3 separate regions of the Homo sapiens genome follow, and all the other regions are linked to region 1. Evidence: read pairs that join two places in POLR2A ChIA-PET (ENCODE). Cell type or tissue: GM12878. All regions are shown on one strand. Links, peaks and the distances in the headings refer to the core of each region. The heading gives the core; the rest is flanking DNA.

Region 1 (5,002 bases), core at 1,237-3,736:
ATTCGCTTTAAAGGAAGTGTTCCTCTGATTACAGAAGGAAGAAGTCTGGAAACAACTGTGACTATACTACCTTGCTGAAACCACGTGGAGGATGGATGAACATCTCTTGGATGGATGGGACTGAAACTGAACCTTGAAAGATAATGCTGAGCCTGGATAAGTGCCCCACCGTCCCTCTGCCCAAATTCAAATCCTTCATGGCCCAGTGCAAACAACTTCTCAAAAGCCCCAAACATCTTTGTCTAACAGGAAGCTTTTAGCTTTTTTACTGTTTTGACATTCATTTCCCACTTAGTATTATGCTTACTTGTGTATTAACCTTGTCACCCCTACTAGACTATAAAATTCTTAAAAACAGGATTCATGCTTGATTCATCTTTGTATACCCTAAGATTTCCCAAGACCACAACTTGATCATAAGAGGGTTTCAATGCCTATTTGCTAAATAAATGTATCGGGGAATGAATGAAGGAAATCAAAGTGAAATAACAGAAGCTAAGAATGAGCTGTCAAACAAAAGGGACACCAAGTCCATGTGCCTGACTAGAACAGGTATATGCTCAAAAGGGATAAAGAAATTAAGTTGGGCCAGGCACAATGGCTCATGCCTCTAATCCCAGCACTTTGGGAGGTCAAGGAAGGAGGATTACTTGAGGCCAGGAGCTCGAGACAAGCCTAGGCAACACAACAAGACCCTACCTCTACAAAAATAAAAAATTAGGTGGCTGTGGTGGTGTACACCTGTAGACCCAGCTACTCGGGAGACCGAGGCAAGAGGATCTCTTGAGCCGCCCAGGAGGTTGAGGCCACAGTGGGCTATGATTGTGCCACTGCTCTCCAGCCTAGGCAATAGAGCAAGACTCTGTCTCTAAAAAAGACAAATATAATTTAAAAATGAAAAACAGAAATAGGCCAGGCACAGTGGCTCACACCTGTAATCCTAGCACTTTGGGAGGCCAAGGCGGGCAGATCACGAGGTCAGGAGATTGAGACCATCCTGGCCAACATGGTGAAACTCCATCTCTACTAAAATACAAAAAATTAGCCAGGCGTGGTGGTGCATGCCTGTGGTCCCAGCTACTCGGAAGGCTGAGGCAGGGGAATTGCTTGAACCCCGGAGGTGGTGGATGCAGTGAGCCGAGATCGCGCCACTGCACTCCAGCCTGGCAACAGAGCCAGAATCCATCTCAAAAAAAAAAAAAACAGAAATAAAGTTGGCTGTGAAAAAAGCCAAGCTGTGGTGTGTGAACGTGACAGATGAATAGGAAGCCACTGCAGGAGCAGGTGACACCATAATGCACAGGGAAGGGCATGCACATACACACACAAACCTGTTGAATGTTTGAATCACTCTGGCAATAGTAGCCATCTACTCTGGAGGGAAGGGTGATTGAAAGAAAAAACAAAAGCAACCAGTATTTCATCTCTGCAAACATCAATCTTGTTCAACTTATATTTATGAGCCTAACTCAGCAGCAAGCCCAGAGCAGGCACTCAATAAAACGCTGGTTGAACTGAATATTTAATTCCCCATCTTTTTAGAGTAACACTAAGTTCTTTCCCACTACTCATTAACAAAGAGAGTTTTCAATTCATAAGCTAATAATGTTTTCCAAGGATTTCTAAGAGGCTAAATCACCATAAAAATTATCATTTCAACTAATACATATTATATTAATTGCAAGTTTAATTTTTCATGTCATGCTCTCCTAGTTGACAATATCCTTGTTATGTCATTAAACTATAATTGTGTAAATGTGCTTCAACAAACAATAACTGAACCATCAATAAACTATTATGGTTTCCATAATCCCTAGCAAAGATTAGTTTCAACATCATCATCATAAATTAGTAGAGACAGGTCCCAAATCTCCTGGTGAAACCCATGAATTAGGTTTGCATAGTTATCCCTGCATTTAAGTGCTCAATAGTTTCAGTCTCTAAAATTTAATCACACTGTTAGGAACCTCACAGGAAATTTGATCCCTTGTAAAACAGAGGAATTTAGAGACAAGATGAAAAGTCATTTGAAGTCATCAGGTCTTTGGAGCCAGGGTACACTGATTAGTAATGATGTATTATAACTAAGCACTTTCACTTAAGAAATAATCAACTAAATTTAGAGTGTCTTTTTTTGGCATTTAAAAATTCCTATTCAATCCTAGATTTCTCCCTAATTACAAATTAGCTTTAGTTGGTTTTTGATGACAAAGACCGAGAATAATGTATTAAGGGAAAAAATGTGATTTTTTTTTTTTTTTTTTTTTTTTTGAGACAGAGTCTTGCCCTGTTGCCCAGGCTGGAGTGCAATGGCGTGATCTCGGCTCACTGCAACCTCCGCCTCCCGGGTTCAAACGACTCTCCTGCCCCAGCCTTCTGAGTAGCTGGGATTACAGGCACATGCCACCATGCCATTGTTTGTTTGTTGTTGTTGTTTTTATTTTTAGTAGAGACGGGGTTTTACCATGTTGGCCAGGCTGGTCTCGAGCTCCTGACCTTGTGATCCAGCTGCCTGAGCCTCCCAAAGTGCTGGGATTACAGGCATGAGCCATCATGCCCGGCCAAAAAATGTGATTTTTAAAAAACTTTTTAAAATAGAGATACAAGGCCAGGCTTGGTGGCTTATGCCTATAATCCCAGCACTTCGACAGGCCAAGGCAGGTGGATCACCTGAGGTCAGGAGTTTGAGACCAGCCCGGCCAACATGGTGAAACCCCATCTCTACTAAATACAAAAAATTAGCAGGCGTGGTGGCGCATGCCTGTAATCCCAGCTCTTTGGGAGGCTGAGGCAGGAAAATTGCTTGAACCCAGGAGGTGGAGGTTGCAGTGAGCCAAGATTACGCCATTGCACTCCAGCCTGGGCAACAAGAGCAAAACTCTATCTCAACAAAATAAATAAGATAAAATGAAGATACCAAAAAATCTAAATAAATAAATAAAAATAGAGGCGGGGGTCTCCCTATGTTGCCCAGGCATGTCTTGAACTCCAGGGCTCAAGGGATCCTTTCACTGTAGCCTCCCAAAGTAGTGGGATTACAGGCATGAGCCACTGCACCTGGCTGAGAAAAATCTGACATCTTAACTTTTTTATGATTCTTTTGAAAGAGAGATTATTACAGGATTCTTTGTTAACTGTATTACAGATGTCTTCAGACCAGATATCCAGATACCCTGAAAAATTCAGGTTCCCTTTTGAGAGTTTCATAAATATTATAGCTCTACTCTAAAAAATAAGCACATGTACCCATATACACTGGTATACATTTTTAAGGGTTAACAGACCTTCTGTCATCCAGCCATGGACCACTTAAGGTCCACTGGCTATATACAGAGAGGTATTTTATCCAGTTTCACAATAGTTAGCTTTGTGTGCTTTACTTAAGGCATGTTACATCAAGAGTAAGAAAGTTATTCTTTTTGGTTTTGGATGTTATCAAAAAACAGGTTTCTGACATTTTAATCAACAAGTAGGTGTGCTGTGATGGGAAGTATCAGAGTCAGGGATCCAGTCCCCATTCTGCTAGCTACCTAGGCTAGGGGATATTGGACATGCTACTAAATCAATCTAAGTCTCTGTTTTCTCTTCTGTAAAAATGAGAATACTTCTCTGTTTTACAGAACCGTTAAGAGGAATCACTGAGATAACAAATATGAAAGCAGCAAGGATGATGGCAGACACATAGCAGGAACACAATAAAATGCTAGCTCATAAAAGGAAAAAGGGCAATACAGTCAGCTGGAGACCTGTAAAATCTAATCTGGCTGAACTTCTGTCTATATGACCATTTTCTCCTAAGAGACAGGAGAAGTCAGCACCTGGCTCTTAGTTATAGCTGCAGAGAAGTAAAAATTCAAGACAGAGAACAGAAAAAAGTGAAGGAAAGCAAAAATAGATTGTAATGGTGAGGCTGGGGTCAAGAAGAGTGTATTTTACTCATAGTTATACATTGTTTAAGGTCAACAAAGCTTTAAAAAGATAGTACTGCATAGGAGAATATCTTATTGACCTCAGGGTAGGAAAAGTCTTAAAACAAGACACAAAAGGCACTAACCATAAAGTAAAGACCAATAAATTTGACTCCATTAAAATTAAGAACTTCTGTTCATTAAAAGACACCATAAAGAGAGTGAAAAGGCAAGCCACAGTATTTGCAACACACACACATGACAAAGGACTTGTATTCACAGTAAATAAAGAACTTCTAAATAGCAATAAAAGATACAAGGCCCAACTTTTAAAAGCAGGGTGGGAAAGACTTGAACAGAACTTTATAAATGAGGCTATCTAAATGGCTAAAAAAGTATATGAAGAGCTGGCCGGGTGCAGAGGCTCACGCCTGTAATCCCAGCACTTTGGGAGGCCAAGACGGGCGGGTCAACTGAGATCAGGAGTTTGAAACAAGCCTGCCCAACATGGCAAAACCCCATCTCTACTAAAAATACAAAAAATTAGCTGGTTGTGGTAGTGGGCACCTGTAATCCCAGCTACTCAGGAGGCTGAGGCAGGAGAATCGCTTGAACCCAGGAAGCAGAGGTTGCAGTGAGCCAAGATCACGCCACTGCACTCCAGCCTGGGTGACAAAAGCAAAACTCCGTCTCAAAAAAAAAAAAAAAAAAAAAAAAAAAAAAAAAAAATATATATATATATATATATATATATATATATATATATGAAGAGCTGTGCAATCTGATTACTAATCAGGTAAACGCAAAATTTACCATATTGGCTAAAATCATAAAAGCTAAAAAGGCTGAGATTGGAGAGGGCGAGAAGCAAGGGAATTCATATATTGCTGGAGGGAGTGTAACCTGGTACAATACTTTAGAAGAGTTTGGTACTTAGTAAAGATGAAGACAAGCATACCTTATGACTAGGTGACCATACAATTCATCATCTAACCCTAGATACTTTTGAAAACTAAAAGTGTTACAGTTACGCTGGGAAAATAAGCAAAAACCAGGACAAATGGTCACCCTAGCTATAAACCGGCAATTTCATT
Region 2 (2,500 bases), core at 1-2,500, 1.0 Mb after region 1:
CTCTGTCACCCAGGCTAGAGTACAATGGCACAATCTCTGCTCATTGCAACCTCCACCTCCCAGGTTCAAGCGATTCTCCTGCCTCAGCCTCCCTAGTAGCTGGGATTACACGCACCCGCCACCACGCCCGGCTAATTTTTTGTATTTTTAGTAGAGACGGGGTTTCACCATGTTGGTCAGGCTGGTCTCGAACTCCTGACTGCAGGTGATCCGCCCGCCTCAGCCTCCCAAAGTGCTGGGATTACATATGTAAGCCACTGCGCCCAGCCGGGGTGGGGGTTTAAGAGAAGACTAGGCCAGGCCGGGCACGGTGGCTCATGCCTGTAATCCCAGCACTTTGGGAGGCCGAGGCAGGCAGATCACCTGAGGTCAGGAGTCTGAGACTAACCTGACCAACTTGGAGAAACCCTGTCTCTACTAAAAACACAAAATTAGCCGGACATGGTGGCACATTGCCTATAATCCCAGCTACTCAGAAGGCTGAGGCAAGAGAATTGCTTGAACCCAGGAGGCGGAGGTTGCAGTGAGCCGAGATCATGCATTGCACTCCAGCCTGGGCAACAAGAACGAAACTCCGTCTCAAAAAAAAAAAAAAAATAGGCCTTATCTGATTATTGGCCCTGGCTTCAGAATCCCTGTGATGACAAGAGGCACAAAGATATCTGGTCCAAGGAGAAAACCTGTGATCGTCTCCCGAAGTTCCTCATTGTGGGACCCCAGAAAACAGGTGAAGTATCCTTAGCTAACTTCTCTTGCCCTGCCTTAAACCCAAAGGATCCTTTTGTCAAGGAACTCTCTTCTCTCTCCAGGTAATCACAGGAGTGAAAAAAGTATTTTTAATTTTAATAATTTTTTTTTTTTTGAGATAAGAGTCTCACTTCTTTGCCCAGGCTGGAGCGCAGTGGCACGATCTCAGCTCACTACAACCTCCACCTCCCAGGTTCAGGCAATTCTGCTCAGCTTCCCTAGTAGCTGGGATTACAGGCAGGTGCCACCACACCTGGCTAATTTTTGTATTTTTAGTAGAGACGGGGTTTCACCATGTTGGCCAGGCTGGTCTCGAACTCTTGACCTCAAGTGATCCGCCTGCCTTGGCCTCCCAAAGTGCTGGGATTACAGGCATGAGCCACCGCACCCGGCCTTAATTTGAATTTTTAAGAGAGAAAAAAAGGAACTCCTTTTATACCCACCCCTCATTGATCCAGTCTCTTGAGGCAGTGATTCCTAACCCTGGTTGTATATCAGAATCATCTGTGGTGTTTTTACAAGATCACAAGTCATTCTGGTGCACAGTTAAAGCAGAGAACCACTGTTTTAGCCCTTCCCTGGGCCTCTCTCAGACTTGCCTCCTATCATTGTAGTTTGGCCATAGGGGATTTTCCTACCCAGAGTGGTTATTTTTTCACTTCCTTCAAGCTTATGCTGTTGAGCTGGCTTCCCTCCCACAATGGCTGCCTGAAGCTGGTCTTTCTCTCCCATTTAGGGACTACAGCTATTCACTTCTTCCTGAGCCTGCACCCAGCTGTAACTAGCAGCTTCCCTAGCCCCAGCACATTTGAGGAGATTCAGTTCTTCAACAGCCCTAATTACCACAAGGGTATTGACTGGTGAGACTGGGCCCCATTTGAATGTTTCTCAGAGGAACACTCCCTTCCCCCAAAATACCCCATTCCAGCTTCCCTCAGCACAGACTTCTGGCCACTTCACTCTGCATATTTTTCTGCTTCTCTCTCTTCTGTGCTACTTCCTAGGTACATGGATTTCTTCCCTGTTCCTTCCAATGCCAGCACTGATTTCCTATTTGAAAAAAGTGCCACCTACTTTGACTCTGAAGTTGTACCACGGCGGGGGGCTGCCCTCCTGCCACGAGCCAAGATCATCACAGTGCTCACCAACCCTGCTGACAGGGCCTACTCCTGGTACCAGGTCTGCCTGAAGCTAGGGACACACAGGCTAAAGGTTGGGGGGAGGGGGGAGGGGACAGTGACTGCTAGAGAGGGAGAAAGGAGTGAGGTTTGAGAAACTTAACTAGTGCCTTGGGGACGGGTACCCGTGCTGTGCTGTCTGTCTCCAGACCAAGCGTAAGGGCAGAATACTGTCAAATCACCAGTCCTTCACCTTCCTTCTCTTTGTCCTTCAGCATCAGCGAGCCCATGGAGACCCAGTTGCTCTGAACTATACCTTCTATCAGGTGATTTCAGCCTCCTCCCAGACCCCTCTGGCACTACGCTCCCTGCAGAACCGCTGTCTTGTCCCTGGCTACTATTCTACCCATCTACAACGCTGGCTGACTTACTACCCCTCTGGACAGGTATAATCCCCACAAGAGCCCTCAGTGGGGTTCCCCTTCCCCTCTTCTTCCCTTCAGCCCAGAGGCTTCTTAGGAATATAGAGGGAACCACATCCCTGTCCTTTTAGTTGCTGATTGTGGATGGGCAAGAGCTGCGTACCAACCCAGCAGCCTCAATGGAGAGCATCCAGAAGTTCCTGGGTATCACAC
Region 3 (2,500 bases), core at 1-2,500, 130 kb before region 1:
ACTCCCTAAAATGAACTATATTTTATTTTGACCCTTCAATTTAAAGAGGAAAAAACAACAAAGTCTATTCTTCTGATTTATCAGATGAATAAATATGTACAAAGCATTTCCCTGCGTTAGGAACAATAGTTTTTTTGACTAAAGCAGCCAAATCCAGGCTGGCACAGCACACTCAAGGGAAGATTAAGTGAACTTCAACACTAGAGCCGGATCCCATCGCAGAGTCCAGAGAAGCACTCTGAGGCATCCTTTATCCCCAACAAAGAGACATGGTGACCCCAGGGCTTGAATTTCTGCCATGACCCATACCTTGGCCCCAAAGCCTCTGGCTCTCTCCACTTGAAGACTGGCTCACAAAACCACACCAGCCACATAAACCCTCTGGACAGTATCCTCAAGTCATTATTCTCCATTTGTTAAAAGAGAAAACAAGAGGATATTTTTGAACAGAGAAAACATAACACTGTACCTAAACACCCCTGGCTTTACCCTGAAAAAGTCTGAGCGAAAAGTAAGAAACACCAGGGGAAAGAAATTTTCAGTGACCTCAAACATAAAGGAGATCAACCTCCCCTCTGGCAGGTCTTCAATCCGGGAAAGACAAAGGGAGATTGATTACATCAGAAAATCTAAGATCTACCTGTTTAGAATTACACCTTTATACCCTGTGAAGGAGGCCTTGAAGTTATGATCTAGAAGATAATGATCTCGAACTTCTTATCAACTCAAGTAAGTGTATCACCAGAGGTAAGGAAATATATGAAGGGAACTTTTCTTCCCACATTTAAGTACATCTTTAATCTGTCTAGGCACCCAGACAAATAGATCCTAAAGAAATAAAAACAGGGAAGGGTGTTTTTAAAGTACCACCTTAAAAGCCACAAAGGGTAAACCCTAGACAAGTGAACACCACTAAATTGATCAGGCAGTTACACAAAAGAATAATTCATTCAGAATGAGCCTCGTGAGAAAACCCAAAAGATAACGACAGAGTCAGAACTGATGAGTGAGGCACTACCTCACCAGCATAAAACAGGGATATCGTGGGGCTGAAATGTATTAAACTGAACGTACAGATAATGTTTCCATGCCCTTTTGTCACTATCCATGATGCCATGGCCAGGTAAAAGAATTTTAATGAATCTGTAAAGCCCATCAAAAAGACTGTCAGAATGCATTTTTCAAGCAGGGTTTGAAATGTCTTATTTCCAAGGCTCTCCCTTCTAGTCAGCACCTGAAAGCTGCTGAACCACAAAGGGCCTATCACGTTAAACCTTCATATAAGGAATAAGAATCATTACACAACACTGTCATTCCTCAGCATGAAACATTTCTTCTACCCAACCATCAAGCAGCTGTCATAAGTGATGATAAGATTTTAAATTACGTGCAGCAATCAAGGATAACAATATCAAACATGCTAAACCATAACACTGCTGACATTTGTAGTACACTTACCATAGTTCTGCAGACCTTGTGCCAGGGTGTTTACTTGTGCCCTCACATTTCATTCCCATAAAACCCAAGAGGATGGTGCTGCCATTATCTCTAATTTTCTAATGAGGAAACAGGGGCTCAGAATGATCAAGTAACTAACTCAAGGCAGAGGAACTGGGCTATGGCTGGCTCTTGAGTTTGCTCCTAGCCAGTATATCTCAAGACTTCCCAAACAAGAATTAGCTATGGTGTTCTGTCGATTTTTGTTTTTGTTTTTTTTTTTTAGAGATTACTATAACTAGAGAAATAGTCATGAATTTTAAAACAAGACTTTGGAGAAAAAAGTTTGGGTAGTCTGGGGAAAAAATTTGAAGATTAACAGAAAAAGCTTAATTTTTACTTATTTTTTGCTATTAATTTTTAAAGATGGGGTTGTACTCAGCTTGAAAGCTTAGAATTCTCTACATGGAATTTACCTATAATGCAGACATCTCCACACTGAATTACCAATGCTGGTATAAAATAAAAGCTTAATCATAAATATGTATAGTATTATATAAGCATATATAATATCCATATGTCAGTACTAACATACTCACGCTTTTTTCTCTATTCCTTACTTTTTCTTTTAAAATTTAAAGCCTATGCTATTACCATATAACTGCCTTAAATAACAATACAGTTTTAATAGAGAGACAAATAGCATGAAGCTATGATAATGGGAAGTCATTGTACAACACATAGGAAAAACACAACTTACCACTACTGCCACAATCTGCACAAGAGAGGAGTTCTTCTGGTTTCTTTTCACGATTTGATTCTTTAGTCCCCAAACAGAAGCTACATATTGGAATGGGATCAGCACGGGGCTATGACAAAATTAAAATAAAAAATACTGTCACTTTTCCATTTCAAAAGTAAAAACATTAAAATCAAAAGCTTTTTACATTTTTCACTTAAAGCTTCTTCTTTCTTTAACAAAGAAAAACTGCTAAATAACGTATTTAAATAAACACTTTCTGCTAGTAAAAAAACTCTTATATTATTTTTGAGACGAAGTCTC

What was found. Peaks named below come from ENCODE experiments on the same cell type or tissue, not always from the same donor. Only the 100,000 strongest peaks of a DNase experiment are listed, where the experiment ranks them.
Region 2: POLR2A ChIA-PET joins it to region 1 with 7 read pairs; 2 of 35 experiments call an interaction of 5 or more read pairs at or near these places.
Region 3: POLR2A ChIA-PET joins it to region 1 with 5 read pairs; 7 of 35 experiments call an interaction of 5 or more read pairs at or near these places.

Annotation. Positions count from the first base shown.
Region 1 is chr10:74,830,404-74,835,405 of GRCh38, reverse strand. The region is part of intron 1 of KAT6B (lysine acetyltransferase 6B); the gene reads right to left. Among named protein-coding and RNA genes, the nearest start is that of KAT6B, 6.3 kb to the right of the region's middle. In GM12878, for the core only: no CTCF peak of the experiment used is centred there; no DNase peak of the experiment used is centred there; H3K4me3 peaks cover 184 bases; H3K27ac peaks cover 713 bases.
Region 2 is chr10:73,803,000-73,805,499 of GRCh38, reverse strand. It overlaps NDST2 (N-deacetylase and N-sulfotransferase 2), which reads left to right. Exons shown (of 15, transcript NM_003635.4): 9 at 631-727; 10 at 1,484-1,607; 11 at 1,752-1,926; 12 at 2,141-2,311; 13 at 2,419-2,500. It overlaps NDST2-ZSWIM8-AS1 (NDST2-ZSWIM8-AS1 readthrough), which reads left to right. Exons shown (of 18, transcript NR_182658.1): 9 at 631-727; 10 at 1,484-1,607; 11 at 1,752-1,926; 12 at 2,141-2,311; 13 at 2,419-2,500. Among named protein-coding and RNA genes, the nearest start is that of ZSWIM8-AS1, 2.9 kb to the right of the region's middle. In GM12878, for the core only: no CTCF peak of the experiment used is centred there; a DNase peak (open chromatin) is centred at 1,389; H3K27ac peaks cover 2,030 bases.
Region 3 is chr10:74,959,776-74,962,275 of GRCh38, reverse strand. It overlaps KAT6B (lysine acetyltransferase 6B), which reads right to left. Exons shown (of 18, transcript NM_012330.4): 4 at 2,198-2,306. Among named protein-coding and RNA genes, the nearest start is that of SNORD172, 61 kb to the left of the region's middle. In GM12878, for the core only: no CTCF peak of the experiment used is centred there; no DNase peak of the experiment used is centred there.